3 separate regions of the Homo sapiens genome follow, and all the other regions are linked to region 3. The links are chromatin loops, found by intact Hi-C in ENCODE. Cell type or tissue: IMR-90. All regions are shown on one strand.

What was found. Hi-C counts contacts between places; a loop is a spot of excess contacts. Peaks named below come from ENCODE experiments on the same cell type or tissue, not always from the same donor. Only the 100,000 strongest peaks of a DNase experiment are listed, where the experiment ranks them.
Region 1: a loop joins it to region 3, with 2.6 times the contacts of the local background. A loop is called at or near these places in 13 of 110 quality-filtered maps.
Region 2: a loop joins it to region 3, with 13 times the contacts of the local background. A loop is called at or near these places in 27 of 110 quality-filtered maps.

The regions. Positions count from the first base shown.
Region 1 is chr14:35,530,521-35,538,520 of GRCh38, reverse strand. INSM2 (INSM transcriptional repressor 2) reads right to left here and starts at 4,357. Exons shown (of 1, transcript NM_032594.4): 1 at 1,467-4,357. The coding sequence starts at 4,268. The coding sequence ends at 2,568. RALGAPA1 (Ral GTPase activating protein catalytic subunit alpha 1) reads left to right here. Exons shown (of 42, transcript NM_001346249.2): 42 at 1-165. RefSeq lists enhancers at 2,268-3,090, 3,261-3,410, 3,091-3,914, 3,915-4,738, 4,739-5,563 and silencers at 4,371-4,740, 4,841-4,920. In IMR-90, a CTCF peak has its summit at 4,201; a DNase peak (open chromatin) is centred at 3,150; H3K4me3 peaks cover 1,210 bases; H3K27me3 peaks cover 3,011 bases.
Region 2 is chr14:35,434,080-35,442,079 of GRCh38, reverse strand. No RefSeq gene overlaps it. Among named protein-coding and RNA genes, the nearest start is that of NFKBIA, 33 kb to the right of the region's middle. In IMR-90, a CTCF peak has its summit at 3,095; no DNase peak of the experiment used is centred here.
Region 3 is chr14:35,683,080-35,691,079 of GRCh38, reverse strand. RALGAPA1 (Ral GTPase activating protein catalytic subunit alpha 1) reads left to right here. Exons shown (of 42, transcript NM_001346249.2): 18 at 1,077-2,621; 19 at 4,414-4,538; 20 at 5,935-6,151; 21 at 7,095-7,271. Among named protein-coding and RNA genes, the nearest start is that of SNORA101B, 76 kb to the left of the region's middle. In IMR-90, a CTCF peak has its summit at 3,564 (motif pointing right); a DNase peak (open chromatin) is centred at 3,569; H3K27ac peaks cover 248 bases.

The DNA of each region.
Region 1 (8,000 bases), 150 kb after region 3:
TAGCATGACATTGGTACTAACTGCATGTGTAAATACATCATACTGGCAAACCGTAAAATATAAATTATGTATCATCATTCATGTAGTATCTATAATTTGTAACAGTGGGGGGGAAAGATGACATGGTATTTAATAATACAATAAAAATATTCTTATCACTTCCTATCCATGAGTGTTGATTTGTCTTCTATGTTTCATATATTTTCAATAAGCAGGGCTATATGAGTAGTGAGGAGATTTAAAGCATGAACCTAGATTATCTTAGCTAATCATCAAAAATAAACTTGAATTCCCTTTTCAAGATACATTCCAACTTATTTCTCACAGATCCTACCACAGTCGTTAAAAACACAGGAAATTTTCTGTCTTCATAAAGGCTGGCCAGAAATTCACCCAATGCAGTTGGTTAGATTGTTAGTTTATCTCAGCTTCATGTTTTTGTTTTGTTTTGTTTTGCTTTTTGAGACGGAGTCTCCCTGTCACCCAGGCTGGCGCGATCTCGGCTCACTGCAACCTCCGCCTCCCAGGTTCAAGCAGTTCTCCTACCTCAGCCTCCTGAGTAGCTGGAACTATAGGCGTGTGCCACCACGCCCGGCTAATTTTTTTGTTTTGTTTTGTTTTTTGTTTTTTGTTTTTTAGTAGAAACGGGGTTTCACCGTGTTAGCCAGGATGGTCTCCATCTCCTGACCTCGTGATCCGCCCACCTCGGCCTCCCAAAGTGCTGGGATTACAGCTTCATGTTTTTTTGATTCTTAAATTTTACTTTGTTTTATAATATACTTTCAGCAATAAAACTTCGTACTAACAAGTTTCTAAGACAATCTTTCAGAAATTCTGTGCACCCAATTTCATTTTCTTATAAATGAAAACTAAAAGTCCTATGTAAGCTGATGTAGAAGATAAACAAATGGATAGAGTCCTTGGGAAGAAGATTGAACAATGTAGACAATTTCCTACAGCCAAGGTGAAGAATTACAAAAAGGAAAATCAGAGTAACTGCATACATGTTTCTAAAGTGCTATAAAAAATCTAATGGATTGATGATATATAACAATATGGAGTAAAAATACAAACCTGAAATAATGAAATTAATTAGCACCATTAAAATACTTCTTTTCATCTTCAGGTAACACTGTTCACTAGCTTGAAATATATATATATATATATTTAAAATATGTTTTCGGTTGACATTTCTTGGGGGGGATGTCTTTTTTAGATTCAAAGACTAGTGCATATTCCTTGCTTTTTGCAGCTCAGTCTTTGCAGCCATACTTCAAAGGAAAATTTTTCATTGCATTCCTGCACCATCACATTCATTTGCAAAATATTTCCGTCTTTGTATTCTGTCCAAATGGGTCACTAACATTCTAAAACAGGATACCGACATTGGGGAGATAAGAAATGTGGCTTTGAAAATAGGCTGTGTTCAACAGGATTCTTAAGACAAACACAGAACACAACAAAAGCACAGTCTATGTACATTTATTTGGTGGTAAGCATCTTACAAATACGGGCTTTCTGTCAGGCAGTGCTCAGCCAATGTCCCAAACTGGCTAGTAGGGAATTAGTACACAATGTACACTGAAATGGTTTTTTAAAAAAATCAAAAACAAGTTGCCGCTGAAAAGAAAATACTGAATATTGAGCAAATTGCCATTCAGTTCCTTAGTGGATTACAGGTGTTAACATCTTCCTTAAGCTGTACATATTTTCATAATGAATACACAGTATGACATTTACAGCAGAAGCATTAAACAATTTGGGTGAAACCCCATTAAAACAGTCAAACTTGAGGAAACGACTTCTGTATTTCCAAAAAGCCATTTAAAGAAAGGTTTGAAGTAGCTCTTCCTGAATACTGCCCACAAAATAGCTGAGGGTGAGAATTTTAGGGGGTGTCTCAACTCCAGTAAAGTAGCATCCTCCCCACCTCCAAACACCAACTTAAGAATGGACATGTACATATAATTGGGCAAAGGAAAGTTTACAGGGGAGATCCCCATGCACCCCAAAAGCAGCAAAAATCCTCTTACATTTTCTGCCAGGTCTTGAATCTCCTTAAGTTTGACACCAATCACATAACTTTTAATTCACAGAATATACAGTGCAAAATATCTGACCCTATTGAGACAGAAGCTGTATAGGCGCCTGTGATGACAAGACAAAAAAAACATTGGCTACCAAAGGGTAGCCAGAATCCTTTGTGGACATTGAGACATGCACGCATTCACCGCGACTTTCCATAGGAATTACAAATCATATAGGATTCGTTAGGGTCTCCAGAGTTTTAAGGGGAAAAATCCTATTTTAGTGGGGAAAGTGAGAAGGATTTAAAGCTGACAGTCTTTGATCTCAAGGTTTATACCATATACATACCTGCTCTAGAGAGGGATATTACATTTCACTGTCCGCTCCTCTGGTGGAACATTGACTACAGGGAGAATTTTAGGGGATTAAAACATAGGAAGGAATGAAAGTAAACTTGCAAGTTGAAGAAAGCCCCACAGAAATTCCCATGATCTGTTTCCTCTAAGGCCAACCTCGAAATCATCCTGGTCTCTCGTCCCTCAGCAGCCAGGCCGCAGTGGCATCTGCAGCAGCAGCACTTGCCGGCTTTCTGAGGGGTGGCACTTATTGATGTGCCGGGTCAGCCCTGGAGAGCTAAAAAAAGTGGACGGGCAGTGCTTGCACGAGAAAATTTGCTGGGCACTCCCGTCAGATGGCCCGCTAGGGCCCGACGTTTCGGGAGGAGCCCCCGCCAGAGCGGGCAGGAGCAGCTCCTCGCGGACAGCATGCCACAGCCGGTGCTTCTCCCTGATATCTGCTGTAGGGAAGTGCGCTCCGCACAATGGGCAAGCGAAGGCAAGTGGGGCACCGCGTTCGGAGCCAAAGCCCGGCGCTAGCGCACGGGCCGAGCCCGCCTCGTGAGTGCTCAGGTGCTTGCGCAGATAGGCTTGGCGACGAAACTTTTTGTGGCAATATGGGCACACGAAAATCTCGGATCCCCTGCCACCACTGGTACTGCCCGGCACAGGTACCCGGCGCCCCAACACCCCCTCCGTGTAGGGGCCCTGAGGCAGCGGTGGCTCTGGATGCGTCAGCACCTGGAGGCCCTGCCTCGGGGCGCTGTCCGGGTGCTGATCCGCCCCGGAGCTGTCCCTGGCCTGCGGGTGCTGATCCGCAGTCCGCTCTATTCGGCTGTTCTCCTTTCCCTCCGCCAGAAAAGATGCAATGGCCCCGGAGTCCCGGGAGGACGAAGACGACGAAGAAGGCGGCTTCCCGTCGGCGGAGGAGACTGTGGCGGCGTTTGCAGCCGCAGGACGCGGCTTATGCCAGCGGCGATGGGAGGCCAGGTTCGCAGGACAGCTGAACACCTTGTCGCACTCAGGGCAGCGGTACTCTACGCGCACGATGCGGGAGCAGCGGTGCTGGGCCAGCGCGAAGGGGTCTGCGTACTGCTCCTTGCACAGCTGGCAGATGAACTCCCCCAGTGGCGTGCGGCTGCCCCCCAAGCCCCGGGACGGCGCTCCGGGCTCCTCCTCCTTGATCTTCAGGCCCAGGACAGGGGATGTGGTCACCTCATCGGCAAAGCTCAACTTCCTCATGGCCTTTGGCTTCTTGATTCCCGCGGCCGCGGGTCCAGACGCGCAGTCCGTGGGTGCCTTGCCGCGGCGCTCGCCGCCGGCCGCCCGCTTCAGACTCTGAAGGGCGGCCGAGAGGGGCGCAGGGTCCGGCTGAAGCGCGGGCTCTGGGAACGGCGCCCGAAGCGGCAGCAGAAACTGCTCCCCCGGGGTCGGTGCGGCTGCTGGCGCCACGGAGCAGGAGAAAGCGGCCACGGCGGCGGCGCCCCCGGGGAAAGACTCGGCGGAGACGGGCGAGCTGAGGCAGCGCTCCAGGAACGCCCGACGCAGCTCTGCGCCTGCCGGCTTCGCTGGACTGGGGCTGGGGCTGGGGCTGGGCCCGGGACCTTCCCTGCCACCCGCCCGCCACTCCGCGCCTTCCCGCCCGCCCGTCCCCGGGCTCACCCCAGCCGCCCGACATGGCGACCCCGACTGTTCCCGGGCCGCCTCCGCCGTCAACCCCTTTCCTGGTTCCTCTCGGGTGGGGGGTGTCGCCCGCTCCGCGCCGGGCAAGGAGGCGCTGGGAGCCTCCTCCAAGAAGGGCGGCGCCCCCTGGGGCCCCAGCAGAGGGAAGACACGCTCCGCAAGGCGAACTCGGTACAAGCCGCCTGTCCGTTTAGTTCGCTTCACCAGGAATCCCCTTGGCATGGTGGAGTCGAGAGCGCTCTGGGACAAGAGGAAAGGGGGCGCCACGGGGACTGAGAGCCGGCCAGCAGATGAACTAGAAGAGCTTCGCCGCGGCTGTCATGCCGGGGCTATCTTTATAGCTGAGACGCGGGCCGGGGTCCCGCCGGGCCTCCCCGGGCTGGCCCGGCCAATCAGGAGTGGGAGCGGGCGCCGGGGGCGGGGCTTTCTCCCGTGCCGATTCACTGGAGTAGACGAATCTGGCGGCGGCGGCGGCGCACGCCCAGCCCCGCCTCACAGCGCCGCGAACCTGCCCCTGTGGCCGGCTGGGTCCGCCTCCCCCTGCAGCCTCCCGGGCGAAGACGCCAGAAGGTAAGGTCCAGAGTGTGAGGGAGCTCGACACTCCCCGCCTTGGCTGCCTCCGCGGAGCGTCCCACTGGGGAGCCGGGCGAAAAGGCCACCTCACGACGCCCTCCGCTCGGGCCGGGACCCGGCTGCCCCCAACGCGAGGGCGTCTGGCTGAAAAGCTCCCGCTCTGCGCCGGACGGCCGAGCGGAAGGGGCGGTGGGCAGAAGGTGCGGCGGAGACCACGGGGTGGGTGTCCGGGAGGGAACCGGTGCACGTCCTCTGCGGGTATTGAGCTGATGAGAAGTGCGACCGAGCGGCCGGACAGCTGACTGCACCGCCCTGTGGCTGCTGTCGGCGGCGGGAGCACGTCCGCCCGCCGGTATCGATCGGGCCCGCGCGCGGCGGCGACACTCGAGAGTTCATCTCCGCAGAAGGGCTCTCAGCGCGGGAGAGCGTGCCTGCCCGCCGCCAGCCTCCGAGTCGGGACGCCCGAGCGCGGCTGGGTCCTGGGCGTCTGCGCTCTTAAGTGCTTCTCGATAGGAGCAGGAGTAGGGAGAGGAAAGGAGGATCTCATTTTCCACTGTCCTCGCATAAAGTGGTTTCTCTGTTCACACTTTCCACTTGTACTACCCAGAGTATGACTTAATTCCTAACCGGCCTGTTTAGCATGGAGTAGATTGAGTGAGAAATGCCGGCGGAATCAGCATTACAGCTGCTTCCCCGTACACCACAAGTGATACTTTGCAAAAGGTGTGCTGTAGAGCAAACTCAACAGATTTTCATCTGGCACCCTGCAATGCTCCCACCACTATTTTGAGAACTAGAAGAGGTTTGAAAGTGTTTAGTAGTAATTGAACTAGGCAACAATTAGACCATCTATGACAGATATAAAGTGCCAAGATCCATAATATAGGTAAATAAAGTGTGAGAACAGGAAGGGGAAAGACTATGTGCACAAGTCTCCTTACTAAACCAAATTGGAGAAAAAGACTGACAGAGGTGTTTTAAAAGTACACGATAGCATAACAGATGTAGTCATCAATAAAACACATTGTCTTTCTTCAGTGAAGTATTTTTACAGGGAGAACATTATTTTGAGAAAGATTTGGAAGTAATTATATATTAATCATTGACTATGTTATAGGCATTCTGCTTAAGTAATCTCTAATCTTCATACACACGCACACAACATGTACACACACAAACCAAAAAGGAGATATTATTTCTCTCTTTTTTCAATGTGGTGATTGAGCCATTTAGTTAGATAATGGGTAAAAGCCAAGCAGAGCTCAGATTCAAACTTGTTCTGGCTAATTCCAAAGCCCAGACTCTTTCCACTACACCAATGGCTTCAAACTATTTTTTTCCTTAATCACATCCCACAATAATAAATGTGTTCTATAGTATATACACACATGTAACTGAAACAAAAGTCTCACAAAATAATACTGTGGGTCCTAATCTATTTGTAAATTATGAAATCATACATTGAAATGTTTGCAGTGCATTCTCATATTTTTCATTGTATTGTATTTTGTTTCTTAAAAATAGCAGTCATAGAAAATACATTGATTTCATAATTTACAAATGGATTAGGACCCACAGTTTGAAAAACACTCATTATATTGTCTCATTAAATAGCATGAAATGATACAAAATTAAATAAACCTGATACTGCATAATCACAATATCTGAACCACTGTTTAAAATATTTGAGTCCTTTAGCAGTGTTGGTAAACTTAGTTTCCCAAATTGGTCATTTCTGACATGTCAGCTTATATGTGACTTCTAACTCAAATTCTCAATTCTCCTTTCCTCCTCATGATCCATACATATTGTGTGGTGTGGAAAATCTGATGTAATAATTTTAATACTTTAAGATAACCCCTTTTCCAGAGAGAGAAAGGACTCTTCCCCAGGGGCATAGTACTTTGTAAGAATTGCTGTCAGATATTTTCTACCAGATCCGATAGTTCCAATAGCTCTCTCCTTCCCTTCCCAAGTGTAATTTAATAACATCCTTTCTGGAAATCATTGTAACAATTTACATCAGAAGCTTTAAAAAGTATGTATACATTTAATCTACCAATTCCTCCTTTAGTAAGTCATCCAAAAGAAGAGCGAAGATTTATGCACAAAGCTGTTTATCACAGTGTTATTTGTAATTATAAATAATCAGAAACCATCTTGAGTAAACTATAGTATAGCCGTGTTATAGATGATTACGTAGCTTTAAAAATGTAATGATAGAGACAAACATATATACCATAACTAAGCAAAAACAGCAGGCAGCAAAAGTTGCTTGTACAATAAAGAGCTCAGTTATGAAAAAAACGAAATGCATATAAGACAGTGGAAGGAAATATGCCAAAATGTTGTTGGGATTGCCTCTAGTAAGTAGGAATTCAAATAGTCTTTTTTTAACTTTTTTGTTAAAATATTTTGCAATAATCGTATATTACTCTGATAATCAGAAAAAAAAAAATTGCAAAACTGCCTTAAATCCTTTCTGGAGTTAAATGTGGTACCCTTCCCCTAGGATACTAGCACACTGCAACATCAAATGGAGAACTGTACAGATAAGTAGCATTCTCCAGGGCCATCTGTTTGAAATCTGGCCCTAGAAGAGAGTTGACAAGCCTCAATCATGCCACAGGCCTTCTAGTTGAAGAACACTTTTGGGAAAAGACTAAGGGTTAAAAGATAGAAAGGATTAAAATGTGGGGAAGAGAAAGAATTTAAATGCGTAATCCCCCCTTGGGTATAAACTTAGATGATCCTTCAAGATACAAACACTCTTTCTGTAGTTTCTCACTTAAAAATTACGATAAATAGGGCATTGCCAAAGCAAGATTATAAAATCTTTGTTTTATTTAATATCTACCTCCTTTCTCTTCACAAAAAGATTAAACATTCAGGACCTTCATCTGCTCTCAGTTATACTTTGGTAAAAACTCATACGCACTGGATTATCTCTCAAGCTATTTACATTTTCTGCTTTCTCTAATTGCGGGATACATTTAATTTAAATTCAGAAATTTTGAGACAATAGAAATCGGAACATTTTTTGAAGAGAGAGGAGACTTCTTCTTGCCCTGAAATCAGTGTGTATAAGACAGGCTCAGATGACTAACCTGCTTTTTATCACTTGAATATCTGGGAGATTACTCAGAAGGAACTTTATTTCTTCTGTTTCTCTGCCCCCTCACCTCCACTTAGACATGTCCCTGTAAAAGGTTAACACCAGCTGCAGCTACTACAGGCCCATTGTCCCTAGGAACTTGAAAGTCAAACAGTCTCTCACAAATCTAAAACCAAACTCTTGATTTCCTCTCCTAAACTTAATCCCCATCTCAGTTTTCCTCATCCCAGTAAATGGCACCTTCATTCAATTAGTTGCCTCAGCCA
Region 2 (8,000 bases), 250 kb after region 3:
AAAAAAAAAAGAAAAAAAAAAAAAGAAAAAAAAAATGACTGGAACCAAATTTATCTTGTAGGAATATATCCAAATAAATAACAGATATGAACAAGATCTATATTCAAGGATGACAGTAAAAGGGTAAAAAGTTGAAAACAAATGGAATGTCAAGATTAGGAAAATGGTTAAATAAATCATAGCACATTCATATCTTGGACTAATATATAGCCATTAAAATTCATATAGTGGGGCTGGGCACGGTGGCCCACACCTGTAATACCAGCACATTGGGAGGCTGAGGTGGGTGAATCACTTAAGGTCAGGAGTTCAGGACCAGCCTGGCCAACATGGTGAAACCCTGTCTCTACTAAAAATACAAAAATTAGCTGGGTGTAGTGGCAGACACCTGTAATCCCGGCTACTTGGGAGGCTGAGACACAGAATCACTTGAACCTTGCAGGGTGGAGGATGCAGTGAGCCAAGATTGTGCCACTGCACTCCAGCCTGGGCAACAGGGCAAGATTCTGTCTCAAAAAAAAAGAAAAAGAAAAAGAAAAATCATATATTGGTAAGTGAAAAAGTATGTTACAGTGTAGTTGATCTTCATTATTCACAGATTCTGCATTTGTAAATTCATCTAATCACTAAAACTTATTTGACCCCAAAATCAATACTTTCAGCACTTTTGTGGTCATTTGCAGACTTGCGCAGAGTGCCAAAAATTTTGCGTCACCTGATGTGCACATTCCCAGCTGAGGCCAAACAAGGCGATACTCTGCCTTCTTGTTTCAGCTCTTATAGCATAAATAAATACTCCTTTTCATGGTTTATTTAGTGCCATGTATTTCACAGTTTTGTGTTTTTTGTTGATTATGTCACTGTTTAAAATGCTGGCCAGGGCCAGGCACAGTGGCTCATGCCTGTAACCGCAGCACTTTGGGAGGCCGAAGCAGGTGGATCACCTGAGGCCAGGAGGTCAAGACCAGCCTGGCCAACATAGTGAAACCCATCTCTACTAAAGATACAAAAATTAGCTAGGTGTGGGGTGAATGCTTGTAATCGCAGCTTCCCAGGAGGCTGAGGCATGAGAATCACTTGAACCTAGGAGGTCAAGTTTTCAGTGAGCCAAGATCACACCACTGCACTCCAGCCTGGGCAACAGAGTGAGACTCTGTCCCAAAAAAATAAAAGCCAGCCAGGCACAGTGGTTCACACCTATAATCACAATATTTTGGGAGGCCAAGGCCAGAGGATTGCTTGAGCTCAGGAGTTTAAGACCAGCCTGGGCAACATAGTGAGACCTCATCTCTACTAAAAAAAAAAAAAAAAAAAAAAATTAGCCAGGTATGGTAGTGCATCCCTGTAGTAGCTACATGGGAGGCTGAAGTGGGAGAATCTCTTGAGCCAGGAGGTTGAGGCTGCAGTGAGCTGTGACCATGCCACTGCACTCCAGCGTGGGCGACAGTGAGACCCTGCCTCAAAACATAAATAAATAAAATACCCCCAAGCATAATGCTGAAGTACTGTCAAGTGTTTCTCAGTTAAAGAGTCTGTGATGTGCTTTACAGAGAAAATACCTGTGTTAAGATAAGTTTCATTCAGGAATGAGTGATAGTGCTGTTAGCCTTGAGTTCAATGTTAATGAATCAACAATATAGATTAGTGTATTTAAACATAAATACACAAATAATCAAGGTTATGTATTGATCAGTTGATGAAAATGTTATGACCAGAGGTTCACAGGAACCTAACTCTATACTTCCCCTAGGAACAACGGCTATTTGCTAATTCATTGTTCCCAATGCCTTTATAAAGCTTGACTACCAAGATAATGAGAATCAACTATATATGTATATACAACATGGAAGGATATATATATCAAGATAATAATAGTGGTTTTCTTTGATAAGAAGAATGCAGTTGCTTTTCATTCTTTTATACTTTTCCAGATTTTTCTACCAGCAATATGTGTAATGTATATAATTGAGGAAAAGTTAGTTATATAACAAAATGTAAGACCCCCGAGAAATTGATCATGCCAGTTAAAGACCTTAGCAACATTCAGGAAGCCATAGAGGTGGGCGCTAATGTTTCTGAAGGTACCAGTGGCATAACTAGCCATATGAAAGAACCAACTAAGGGAGTACTTGGTCTCTCCCTTTGGAAGTGGAAGCTAGTACAGAAAGGTGCCGAGTAATATTGTGCTCTTTCTCTTGAAAACAAAACAAAACTTCATTCTATACATTGTCAAATGCATGGAAAGGAAAATCCTGCTGGCTTGCCTCATCTCTGAATGAAGTTCATTGGCCACTTGGTAGCTGAAAAGGACCTAGAATGCCTGATTTGTTCCCACACTGATGCTTGGTAGTGGAGAAAATAAAGCTGCTGTGGGCCTTGCATAGCCACCCAGTCCCACACCCGAGTGGTCAGGTTAGGCTTTAAGTGAATGTGTAATTTGAAAATCAATGCTAAGACCATGAAAAAAAGCATGGCAGTATTGTGACTCTGTCAACCCCAAGCTTCCTCTGGGGAATCTGTGTGTTGTCAACATTTCACCCTCACATTACTCACAGGTGGTAGCAGCTGTGGCATCATTTTTTTATCCTTGGTTTGTTTTCAGCTCCCCTGAGACCCATATAGGACACACCTCCCATTTATAACAACTCTTCTTTTGCAAAGGATCCCACGGGGCTTCATTAATAACTCAATCTAGCCCCAGAGGTCATTGCTGCTGCTTCTGGGGCAAAGCACTACCTGATAGCACACAGAAACCCAGGATAGTCGTTTGAATGAGGAAAGGGAGGAGGGGCCAGGCCTGGTGGCTCATGCCTATAGTCCCGGCACTTTGGGAGGCTGAGGCAGGAGAATCCCTTGAGGCCAGGAGTTCGAAACCAGCCTGGGCAACATAGCAAGACCCTGTCTCTACTAAATTAAATAAACAAACAAATAAATAAATAATTTATAAAAAGAAGTAGAGGCTGGGCGCAGTGGTTCACGCCTGTAATTGAACTAAGATAGCTCCACTGCACCTCAGCCTCAGTGACAGAGCAAGATCCTGTCTCAAAAAAAAAAAAAAAAAAAAAAAGCAGAAAAGGGCTCCCACTATAGGCAGCTCAGGAAAATTACATACGACCAACTAACCTGGAATTTAGGCAAGCATTCTGACACTGACAAAGAATTAATGGCTGTCATTGGCTTTGAGGTGAGGGCTTCACTCTGAGTCCAAAAAACATTTAGAGCAGGTGGACTCCAAAGAATAAACTTTTTTTTTTGAGATAGGGTCTCACTCTGTCACCCAGGCTGGAGAGCAGCAGTGTGATCTTGGCTCACTGCAACCTCTGCCTCCCGAGTTCAAGTGATTCGCATGCCTCAGCCTCCAGAGCAGCTGGGACTACAGGTACGCACCAGCACGCCTGGCTAATTGTTGTGTTTTTGGTAGAGACAGGATTTTGCCATGTCAGCTAGGCTGGTCTCGAACTCCTGACCTCAGGTGATCCGCCCACCTCGGCCTCCCAAAGTGCTGGGATTACAGGCGTAAGCCATTGTACCTGGCCAAAAAACAAACCTTTTTTTTTTTCTTTTTGAGACGGAGTCTGTCTCTGTTGCCCAGGCTGGAGTGCAGTGGCGCGATCTTGGCTCACTGCAAGCTCCACCTCCCAGGTTCACGCCATTCTTCTGCCTCAGCCTCCCGAGTAGCTGGAACTACAGGCGCCCGCCACATACCTGGCTAATTTTTTTTTTTTTGTATATTTAGTAGAGACAGGGTTTCACCTTATTAGCCAGGATGGTCTCGATCTCCTGACCTCGTGATCCGCCCGCCTCGGCCTCCCAAAGTGCTGGGATTATAGGCATGAGCCACCGTGCCCAGCCCAAAAAACAAACTTTAAATCAGAGAATACTCTGGTTGAGACAAAAATTGGACAAATCTTGAAAGGAGTACTAATGCAATGGGGTTTCCTTATACAACGTTTCCAAATTCCAAAGGAATTCATTTTCTTCTGACATAATACAGCTGGATAGGGCCAGGCACAGTGGCTCAGGCCTGTAATCCCAGCACTTTGGGAGGCTGAGGCGGGTGGATCACCTGAGGTCAGGAGTTTGAGATCAGCCTGGCCAACGCAGTGAAACCCTGTCTCTACTAAAAATACAAAAATTAGCCAGACGCGGTGGTGCACACCTGTAGTCCCAGCTACTCAGGAGGCTGAGGCTGGAGAATCGCTTGAACCCAGGAGGTGGAGGTTGCAGTGAGCCGAGATCATGCCACTGCACTCCAGAGTGGGTGACAGAGTGAGACTCCATCTCAAAAAAAAAAAAAAAGAAAAAAAAAAAAAAAAAACCAGCTGGGTATTAATAAGGAAGGAAGGAAGGACTACTTGAAAAACCTAAGGTCAAACACATCAAGCAGGGAAAACACAAAGCAATTAATGTGAGAGAAAAGGAGATGGTAGCTCTAAAAGAAAGGGAAATAGGGTGTTAGTATCCTTTTGACCATCACAGGCCAAGCCCTCTTCAGCAGGAAAAGGTTCATTAACTAAATGGCCTGGAAGTTTTTAACACAGATGACTCAAAGAAAATTTGTTTCTGCGCAGGGAAGAATAAAGTTGATTTAAAATGAAAACCAAAAAAGTCTTCCAAAACAAACATTTCTTATTAACTAACTAAAAATCAATAAGAAAAAGAAAACAACTCAGTAGAACTATGGGCAAAGAGCATGAACAGGCAAGTCACACACAATACAGATTGCTAGAAATGTTAAGAGATGCTCAACCTCCCTTATAATTAATCAAAAACTAAAACAATAATGCAATTATTTCTGCCTATCAGATTGGAAAAAATTTTTAAATGTATAATATTCAGGGTTGACAAGAGGATTGGAAAACACGAATGGGGAAATACCCTCGCTGGGATTGTTAATTAGTACAACTTTTTTGGAGAGAAACACAACAATTTTTATTGCATTTTTAATGTTCATGCCCTTTGACTCAACATTTTTATTTCTAATAATTTATCTCACAAAAGCGTGCAAATGTTCGACATTTAGTATAGATTGTTTATTTATTTATTTAATTATTTTTGAGACAGTCTCACTCTGTCACCCAGGCTGGAGTGCAGTAGCGTGGTTTCAGCTCGCTGCAACCTCCGCCTCCCGAGTTCAAGCAATTCTCCTGCCTCAACCTCCCAAGTAACTGAGATTACAGACGCCCACTACCACACCTGGCTAATATTTTGTATTTTTAGTAGAGACAGGGTTTCACCATGTTGGCAGGCTGGACTTGAACTCCTGACCTCAGGTGATCCGCTCGCCTCAGCCTCCCAAAGTGCTGGGATTACAGGTGTGAGCCACTGCGCCTGGCCTGTTTATAATATTTTAAAAACCTGGAATAGGCCAAGCACAGTGGCTCATACCTGTAATCCCAGCACTTTGGGAGGACGAGGCAGGTGGATTCCTTGAGTCAAGACCAGCCTGGGTGACATGGGTGACATGGACAAACCCCATCTCTAAAAAAAAAAAGAAAAAAAAAAAACCCAGAATAACGCAACTGTCCATTAATTGAAGTTGTTTAAATAACTATGGTGCTTATAATGAAATGCTATAGAGCTATGAAATAGAATGTGACATATCTTCACGTAGAAGGTTGCATTAAGTAAGAAAGTAAGATGCCAAGCTGTATGAATAGGGTATGGTGGTGTTTATGGGGTGACAAAAATATTCTGGAATTAAATAGTGGTAATTGGTTGCATAACATTGTGGCTATACTAAAAGACACTGAATTGTACAGTTTAAAATGGCTAAAATGATAAATTTTATGTTGTATAGATTTTACTTCAAGTTTTAAAAAACAGTATGAATAACATGATCCCATTTTTGTGTGAAAAAAATATTTTTAGTATGTACATAGAAAAAAACCTAGAGAGAAATACACTAAGTAATTGGCAGTGATTATCTCTGAGTGTGATAGACACAGTATATTGTTAATAACCATGTTGTATATATCTGTAATGTTGGAAATTTTAATAAACAGAGGACTTAGAACTTTCATATCCAGAAAAAAAGATACTAAATCACTTGAAAAGTAGAGAAAGAGGTCTAATTATCTGAGAACAAATAACTGAGCCAGTAAAAAATTCCTTTCAAAGATAACTCAAAATAACTATTTCAGTGGGAATTGCATTATTTCAGAATCATGGGATTGTAAAGGTTTTGTGTGTGTGTACATTTCCTTAATAAAGAAAAAGGAGAACATGTACAAACGCTTCTTCAACGTAGTTAGATGCTAAAATTTAACCTTCATTGAGACTGAAAATGTAAACACTCATTTGTCTAGGAGGAATTGGTTACTAAAGTCTGTGTACCCTGATGCTTCTGTTGCCAACCAAAGCATCTGCTGGGTCCTGACCTTCAGATAATAAAAGTAATTATAAGACTCATGATCAGAAGATTGGGATTCTGGTTCCAGCTAAGCCACTAATTTGCCATGTGAATAGAGCCAAATCCTCTAATCTTACTATACTTCCATTTCTTTCTTTCTAAAAATGGGGAGATGCTACTGAAAGAGATCAGGATATGCCATCCCAAAATATGCCACTTTGGCATAAGGATTATTTTGAGCTGAAGGCAACTGATGGAGGAAAAGGTCTCTGCCCTCCCTTTATCTGCCTAAAAACAGGACATAAATTTTCCTTTGAGGAAGGTACTCCTCTATGCCAGGAAACTGAGAATGACTCATTACCAGAGATGTCACACCAAGATGACTCCTCATAAACAAGCCCTACTAAAATAACCCTTATCTCCCATTAGTTTCCTTCATATATTTCCTAGTCAATTCCCACAATATTTTCCCTTGAAGCCCAAACCCATCTTCTTTTTTTAAGAAGGGTATACAAACTCCAGGTTCTGGCCAGGTGCAGTGGCTCACACCTGTAATCCCAGCACTTTGGGAGGCTGAGGCGGGTGGATTTCAAAAATTAGTGGGGCATGGTGGCACATGCCTGTAGTCCCATCTACTCAGGAGATGGAGACAGGAGAATCACTTGAACCTGGCAGTCAGAGATTATGCCACTGCGCTCCAGCCTGAGCGACAGAGTGAAACACTATCTCAAAAAAAAAAATTCAAGTTCTGAGCACGTCTTTGAGTTTTCACATCATCTCTGTGAAGCTTCCATGCATTTAAAAGTATTAATATCAATAAAAATCATACATTTTTTTCCTGTTAATCTGTCTTTAGTCAGTTAAATTTGCAGGCCTCATTCACTGAAACTAGGTGGGAAGACAAAATATTTTTCATCCTGAAGAGCACTAAATAGAATGGTAACCTTAGGTGCTTACATAAGAAATTGAAAACCCAATCAAAATACTACACTCAGAAAATTCCATTTAGGGCAGTGCATATTATTTTATATAATCTTAAAAGTGTCTGTTATGGCAACTAAGCACAGTGACATGACCAAATGTACATGTTTGTGATGACAGACACTAGACTGTATACTTACATGACATTTTGAAAACCTAGAAGTGAGGCATTTATAAAAGAGTGAAGGCCGGGTGCGGTGGCTCACGCCTGTAATTTCAGCACTTTGGGAGGCCGAGGCGAGCGGATCACTTGAAGTTGGGAGTTTGAGACCAGCCTGGCCAACATGATAAAACCCCATCTCTACTAAAAATTAAAAAAAAAAAAAAAAAATTAGCCAGGTATGCCGGTGGGCACCTGTAATTCCAGCTACTCGGGAGGCTGAGGCAGGAGAATCACTTGAACCCGGGAGGCAGAGGTTGCAGTGAGTCAAGATCGCACCACTGCACTCCAGCGACAGAGTGAGACTTCGTATCAAAAAAATAAAAATGAAAAAAAAAAAAATGAAAAGCAGGGCCAAGCTTAGGGCCCAGATCTCCTTCCCACCACTTCCTTCCAAAATGTTGGCCTGTGATACTCACAGCTACAACTTCTCTTTAATACCTAGATATAAATCTCATTCAATAAAAACAATTAGCAGAAGAGAGAACATTCAACAGTTGCAATTAC
Region 3 (8,000 bases):
ATTATTATTTGAGACGGAGTTTTGCTCTTGTTGCCCAGGCTGGAGTGCAGTGGCATTATTTCGGCTCACCGCAGCCTCTGCCTCATGGGTTCAAGCAGTTCTCCTGCCTCAGCCTCCCAAGTAGCTGGAATTACAGGCATGCACCACCACGCCCGGCTAGTTTTGTGTTTTTAATAGAGATGGGGTTTCTCCATGTTGGTCAGGCTGGTCTTGAACTCCCGACCTCAGGTGATCTGCCCACCTCAGCCTCCCAGAGTGCTGGGATTATAGGTGTGAGCCACCGCGCCCAGCCTATAATTCTTAAAAAGAGATGTAAGAAGCCAGAAATATAGTTTTTAGAGCTTGATGGCTGTTTAATGGAAAGGGCCAATAACAGGCAGGTAAAGTTTCTTCCTAGCAGATTTAAGTGGTGTTTTTGCCAAAAACAAAAGAATACAATTGATTTTTTAAAAAATATATTGACTTTATTTGATGTCAGTGAATAAGATTTTAATACGTAATAAAGTAAAACACCTGGGGAGAACAGTTTCCTGACAAAGAGAAATTTAGGAAGAGGGTAGAGACTTTCATTTCTAATATGTAATCAAACAGAGAAGCAAAATTTGAAGAAAAGATGCCTCTTGCCTTTTTGGGAAGGAAGCTGGAGAATTTATTAGACCCTATAAGAGTCTACAGTGGGATACTTGGATCGGCTTTCTGTGTTAAGGTGTATTTTTTCTGCTTGGAACGTAAATAAGTAGGAAAAATTTAATAGCATTTGAGTTGCTTGATTTATTGGCACAGCTCTATCTTTATCTGCACTTCCAAATGTTTCATCACCTCACTGTCTGTTTCTATGCATGTTAACATTTTAAAATGTGTTTTGGTAGTTTTCTAATTCATTGACACTACATGCTATATTGGCTTGTGCCCATCATTTTTTTAAAAAAGCAGATTTGTATTTTGATTTTTTTTTCATTGAGCTTACAAAAACTCAGATTTTTTTTAAAGCATATGCTTTAGAGCATTATTGAAATTAATAATTATTTTTTATATTTGTGTAGTTCTTCTCTACATAATTTTTTTTTCTTTTACAGATATTGATGATGCTCAAATACTTCCCCGCTCAACTAGAGTCAGACATTTTTCACAAAGTGAAGAAACTGGAAATGAAGTTTTTGGTGCTTTGAATGAGGAGCAGCCATTGCCTCGAAGTAGCAGCACTTCTGACATCTTGGAACCATTCACTGTTGAACGAGCCAAAGGTGCAGTTCCTGTCATTGACAGTTCATCCCGTCATGCACCAAGCTTGCAGAGTTCCACAGAGGCTTCTTCAATAACTAGATCCACTGAAAGCCACATCACTGATACTCATAGTAGAGAGTCTTCTCTGGAAGTTGGTGATAGCATATATGACCATCTTTGTCATTTAATAGGTCCAGTAGAACTTGCAGATTCAGCTTTTGAACAAATCCAGTACATTGACCTTGAAGGAGATGATGATCTTCTTTCCACCCTGAAAGAATATTTTAAGGAAAACCAGGAAAATCATAGTAAAAATGAGACAGGGAAAGACCCAGCTTCTCAGGAAGTGACTATTGCAGTAAATAGGGGTGAAAGATTATCCTTAGATAAATTAGAATGCACAGATCAGGAAACTGAATCAGAAAATATCACCTCTTTTGTTGGGACTCCTGAAAACCTACAGTTTCAGAAAGAACCAAACTCAGCTGTCTTCATGAGTAATATCGCACCTAACCAGTCAGACAGTTTTTTTAGAACACAAACTTCTGAAAAATCTAAGCAACTAAACACTGATAAACAGCCATCAGAGCCTAGTTTAGATAGCCCTTGTGATAAAGAAAAAAGGAAACATCTGTACAGACAAGCAGCCACAGAATTAGATGCTTGTGTTGATGTAACACTAGTTGAAAAGCTTAAGAGTGTGCAAATTAATGAAAAAATCACTGTCCCACATGTTATGCGTGCCAAGAAAGCAACACTAAAAGCACCTGTTAACCGCAGAATGCCTCATGTTACAAGTACTAGCAAACTTTCTCCAACTAAAAGGAGCTTGTCTGAAACAGTAACTCATAGAGCCAAAATCATGAAAATTGCTACTAAAAAACGAAATAGTGTTCATGTTACTTTTAGGCCATCCACTGAGTCCGTTCAGTTTTATAATCCTCTGGAAAACAAAGAGGCTCCATGGAAGATGAGACTGCGGAAGCTCGGTGGCTTTAGTAGTGGTAGCAGCAATAGCAGCACTAGCAACACCCATACCAGCACAAATAGTGCTACAGAGCTAGTAAAACCTGGTGTGTACAGACCTCTAGATACACTTGGTACTGCATCAGTAAGCAGCAAAACAGTGAAGGAATCCACAGAGATTCCCACCACCATATTACAAAAAGAAGGAATTGCAAGTAGTCAATTAGGTAGTCGTAGTACTCTTAGGTCATCAAGTCATGAGGCAGGACTACAGCAGGGCTCCCTGGGTGGCGTTTATAAAACTGTTGTACATGCTCTTTCGAAGCCGAAGGCAAATGTTTCCCCACAGAGGCAGAACAGAATGCCACCAGAGGCTCCACTGAGGGATCTGTACAGTCATGTAATGGGCTATTTTGGAAGGAAAGCTGCAGGTGAGCACTAACAGTGTGCAGAGCGCAAAAGGAGAAAGACAGCACCAGTTTGGCTTAATGCAACTGAAGCAAGCTATAAGCAATCAAAAAGCTTTGGGATGGTCACTGCTTTCTCTCTGTTTGGTTATGCATGCGCCTTTTCCCAGCTGTATTTTTCCCAGCATAGAATGTTTATTTAAATTACTAATTTCCCTTATAAGGCATTTAGTTAAACCTCTTTGCTGCTGAACAACAACATAGGAAAGTGGATATATAGGAAAATTTCAATAACCTATCAAAGACTACCTAAATCAAGTATTTTTCTGAGTGTATACCACAAGTATGGAAATTAAGATTATCAAGGAGTTACTATGCTTTCTTCCCCACCCCACTATAGTTTAAAAGGGCACCAGATATATCTAACTGATTTCACTTATTTTTACTGCTGATCTATTTGGTTTTGTATTTTTTCTTGATAGAAATTATTTTGACAACTAACATAATAGAAATCAAGGTCCTACAGCCAGCACCAACATTATAGTTAACTATCAGTGATGAGGAAATTATTTCTTAAATCTCAAAGTGAATTTAATCACTTTTCATTTAAGCCATTTCCAAACATGCTGTAGGCTTTTAGTTTTGCATTCATTTATATAGAATGCAAGTTATGTCCTTGAAACACTTTAATTACTTTGTTTTTTTCTGAGATTTTAAATGTGCATAAAGGTTTCACAGTAGCCACTCATGATTTAAATATGGAACCTCTATGGACAGATAACAGAAAGCAAGATTATGGTAACTGTTTTCTCTATCTTGAGTCAAAGTTAAAATAACTTTACATATATAGACTATTAACTTTCAGCAGTAAGGTTGGTTTTGATTTTATTTGTTTTAACATGGTTTTGTTAGCATGATTAACAACGCTGTATAATGCATCTTGCATTGAGCCATTAATGCCACCTGAGGGCAGTATTTGACAGCTTAGCAAAGCCTGGCCAGTAATATAAAGATAATGGTATTTCACAGTGAGCTTCTGACCAGTGTGTTTTTTTAATCTGAAATACTTTGTAGTTTATTAGGAATATAAACAGTGCTCATTTTCCTTTCATTGCAGAGAAATCAACTTTTCAATAGCATAGTAGTGACATAGATACCATATTATTTTCTATAAGTTAGTTTCCCAAGTCTAAAACTTTCTTGTTAATGTAAATGGTAAAAATAATAATAATGTAGTGATAAAAAAATCAAAATAACTATTTTGGGTTTTTTTGGTAAGAAAAACATTTGTGGAAGTCAACTTTTTATTCTTAAAGCATTAAAATTAGATTTTATAGTGGATAGAAACAGCAGTATATCAAAACCATAGAATTTGTATTTATAAATACTCAAATGCATTTGTATCCCACTGAGTTTTGCATAGATTCAAAGGATGTATTCCCTGCAAACGTTCTTTGGGGGAAATACGGAATTATAAATTGTTAAGGCTCTAAAAAGAAACATTGAGTCAGGAAAAAAGATAAATATACCAGTTTCTTTATAGGCAATATTAACCTAACTTCAGCTAGTGCTTATCTATAAGCTTTCTTGCTGTTTAAAGTTACACTGAAGATTGACTAACATCTGCTTAGTTAAATAAAGTAAATATCAATTTACTAATTCTTAAAATTAAATCTGAAAGAAGGGAAATTATTCATAAATGCATGTTTGGCAAATAATTGGCAAAGGTACTTTGTTTTGGGTTGTTGTTTGTTTCAAAGTTAGAAAATGCAGTTAAGTTTTTCCTCACTATATATAGTTATTTATTTATTTTTAGTCAATAAAGAGGACATGAGCCAAAAACTGCCTCCTCTTAATAGTGATATTGGCGGCAGCAGTGCTAATGTTCCTGATCTGATGGATGAGTTTATAGCAGAACGACTTCGAAGTGGTAATGCCTCGGTAAGTTTTATTTTATATATTTGGTTTTATAGAGGAGGGTAGAAAAACTAACAGATATATACCTATGTACATATATGTCAATTTATATATGGGAATTTTTATTCAAAATAACCTTTCCTCAAAATATAACCCTTTTTATGAATTAAGATTTTTGAATTACATTTTTATAACATTTTTTATCTAAAGACATAAACAGCCTCATAATTTTCACCAGGGTGAAAGATCAGACAGGTACCTGTGCACAAATACACAGGTATAAGCAACTACCTTCCTAGTCTCCCCTTTTTTTGTCTTTGCTCGTAGGTTACCCTGGTGCCAGCTGCAAGCCCTCAATGGGAAAGATAGCAATGGAGGTCTTCTGCCCCAGCTCCCGTAGTTATATAAATAAATAAATATAATCTAATATATAATTTAAAATAAAAATACATATATAATTTTTATTTTTGTCTCAAGATCTGCTTGTGAACCAGCTCCCATAGTTTTGCTAGCACAAATACTGCTTAACCATTTTAGATAACTTTGGAAGAGACTTAAAAGTTATCTTTATCTTGAATGTTAGGAGTATGGCAACATGAAAGCAGAAGCTCTTTTATCCCTAATAATGCTTAATTGTTAGGGAAGGATAAATATATATGGAACTAGTTTCTTTTGAGACAGAGTGTCGCTTTGTCGCCCAGGGTGGAGTGCAGTGCTCACTGCAGCCTCCGTCTCCCGGGTTCCAGCAATCCTCCTGCCTGAGCCCCCTGAGTAGCTAGGATTACAGGTGCACACCACCATGCCTGGATAATTGTTCTATTTTTAGTAGAGACAGGGTTTCACCATGTTGGCCAGACTGGTCTCGAACTCCTGACCTCAGGTGATCTGCCCACCTCAGCCTCCCAAAGTGCTGGGATTACCAGAGTGAGCCACTGTGCTGGACCTGGAATTGCTTTTTTTAAACTGTCATATTTCATTTGGGTTTGACTTCTCTATAACTCCATTATATACCCCGCCCCTTTCTTTTTAGGCTTACTTTTTTCCCTTGAGTGGATAAAAATCATTGAATGACATCTTTGCTGTCATTCTTTCCACTCTTCCACTGTCTTTTTTATTTGCTGCTTTTTTTCCACTAAATACTCTTTCTGCTGTTTTAATTTATATTCACTGCATGGATCCTGCTGAGGCTTAAGAGTCACAGGCCCAGCATCATGTGATATTTGGGTCTTTAGGCAGACCAACAATAGGTCAGGCTCTAGCTCCATTCAGTTACATAGATTGTTTGGTGAGTGTGTTCTCCACTCCTACTTCAGCCTCTAAATCTCAGCATTTATTGTGATGGTTTGGAAATTAAAGGTTTCAGATGGTTAAAGAGAATAAAAGCTTTTTCTTAATGGTAAAATATTTCTTGAACGTTTAGACTATGACAAGAAGAGGAAGTAGTCCAGGCAGCCTGGAAATTCCCAAAGACCTCCCTGATATTCTAAACAAGCAGAACCAGATGCGCCCTATTGATGACCCAGGTGTGCCCTCAGAATGGACTTCTCCTGCCAGTGCAGGGAGCAGTGATCTTATCAGCTCAGATAGTCATTCGGATTCTTTCAGCGCTTTCCAATATGATGGCCGAAAATTTGACAGCAAGTATCTTTTCTATTTGAATACTATGTTTTATGTTGATTGTCTTCTGTTCAAGACTGACTTACGGATTATGTAGCCATCACCTTCCTCTCCAGTGTTACTTAGGCAGTGGCTCCCACGTTAGAAAAAAAAAAATTAGATATTTGGTCTTGCTATGTTGTCTGGGCTAGTCTTGAACTCCTGGCCTGAAGCAGTCCTCCTGCGTCAGCCTTCCGAGTAGCTGGGATTACAGGTGCAAGGCATCATTCTTGGCCCCACTTATTTTTATTTCAATTTTCAGTGAAATTTCAAAGGAAGTTTTAGGGAATCACCTTAAGTTGAAGCTACTTTATGTTGCCAAATTAAGAGCATTTAAAAAACAAAAAATGTGATCCCTTCTTAAAAGAAATGACATTTTTAAGACCAAAACTGTAGAAAGGAAAATAATTTAGGATAGACCTGTTACTAAAAAGCCAGTCATGATTATGAGTTGCCACTGTTTCACACACTCATATTTGAGAACCAAATATTTGGATTATGTTCAATGCTACAGTACCCAGAACTTCCTTTGAATAATTGCCCCTTGTTACAATAACATCAGTAATATTATTTGGTGCTATATTATTACCACTTAGTTATTCAGCTATAATTCTATATTGCACTTGGCAGTCAGTGAAGGGCACCAAATTTTTAAAAAAGAAGTCAAAACCTTGGGAACTAAGTTTGTGAAGAGCTGGGATATGCATTGGAGAATTACATGTTTCCTCCCTTCATGGCTTGTACACTATCCCGATCTACTTATAATCTTCAGAGTATTAAGATTATTTACACTTGTCTGAGTGATATGTAAACAGAATAGATGTACGGGGAATGTTTATGTTTGATCATTTTGCTGATTTAGCTCTCGTAAATATTTTTACTTTGTAATTGGGACTCATATAATAACATTTCTTCTTCCTATAGATTTTGGCTTTGGAACCGACACTGGGGTTACGTCCTCTGCTGATGTGGATTCAGGTTCTGGCCATCATCAGAGTGCTGAAGAGCAGGAAGTGGCTAGTCTAACTACTCTTCATATAGATTCTGAAACAAGCAGTCTTAATCAGCAAGCTTTCTCTGCTGAAGTTGCAACTATTACTGGTAAAGTTATTCATGGGAATGTGTTTCTTAAATGTATTTTTTAAGCCTTCAAAGAATTTGATTAAAATTTTGAGAGATTTTAAGTATTACTTATTACTATTTAAGTATATTTTTTCATTCATCTTTATGTAACAATGAAGGGGAGAAAAGACATTAGTTTCTTGACCTGAGGTCCACTGGGTTAAGCTTCAGAGGACTCTGTGAACTTGTAGTATTTTATGCAATATTTTGTATATATATGCACTAGAACATTTTCTGCAGGATTAAAAAAAAATTTTAATGGGAACATAATAGATGTATATGTATATGGAGTACATGAGATAGTTGGAGTGATTTTTAAAATAAATAAAAAAGTTAAAAGTAGTGGACTGTCTTTGTCATTCAGAGTTAGCCTAGATTTTTATGATTTCTTTAGCAAAGTATTTATTATAGAAAATATAAAGCACACTGCTTAATAGAAGGCCTGTTTGTCAATATACTAATATTCTGTGTTTAGATAGTAGTTTGTGCTTTTTGGAAACTTTTTACATGTAGTCAAACCCAACCATAATGTGATAAGTGGAGTCTTCAATCATGTTAAATGCAGAGTCACATTATTGCAATGTTAGTGAAGTGATTAGAATGAGCCTGAGCAGCTAGTAGACCATAGTTCTTGGGGGTTCCACTCTATAATCCAACCTCACTGTGGTTCCGGCTACAGTTTGCCCCTTGATGAGTGGTTATCCACTC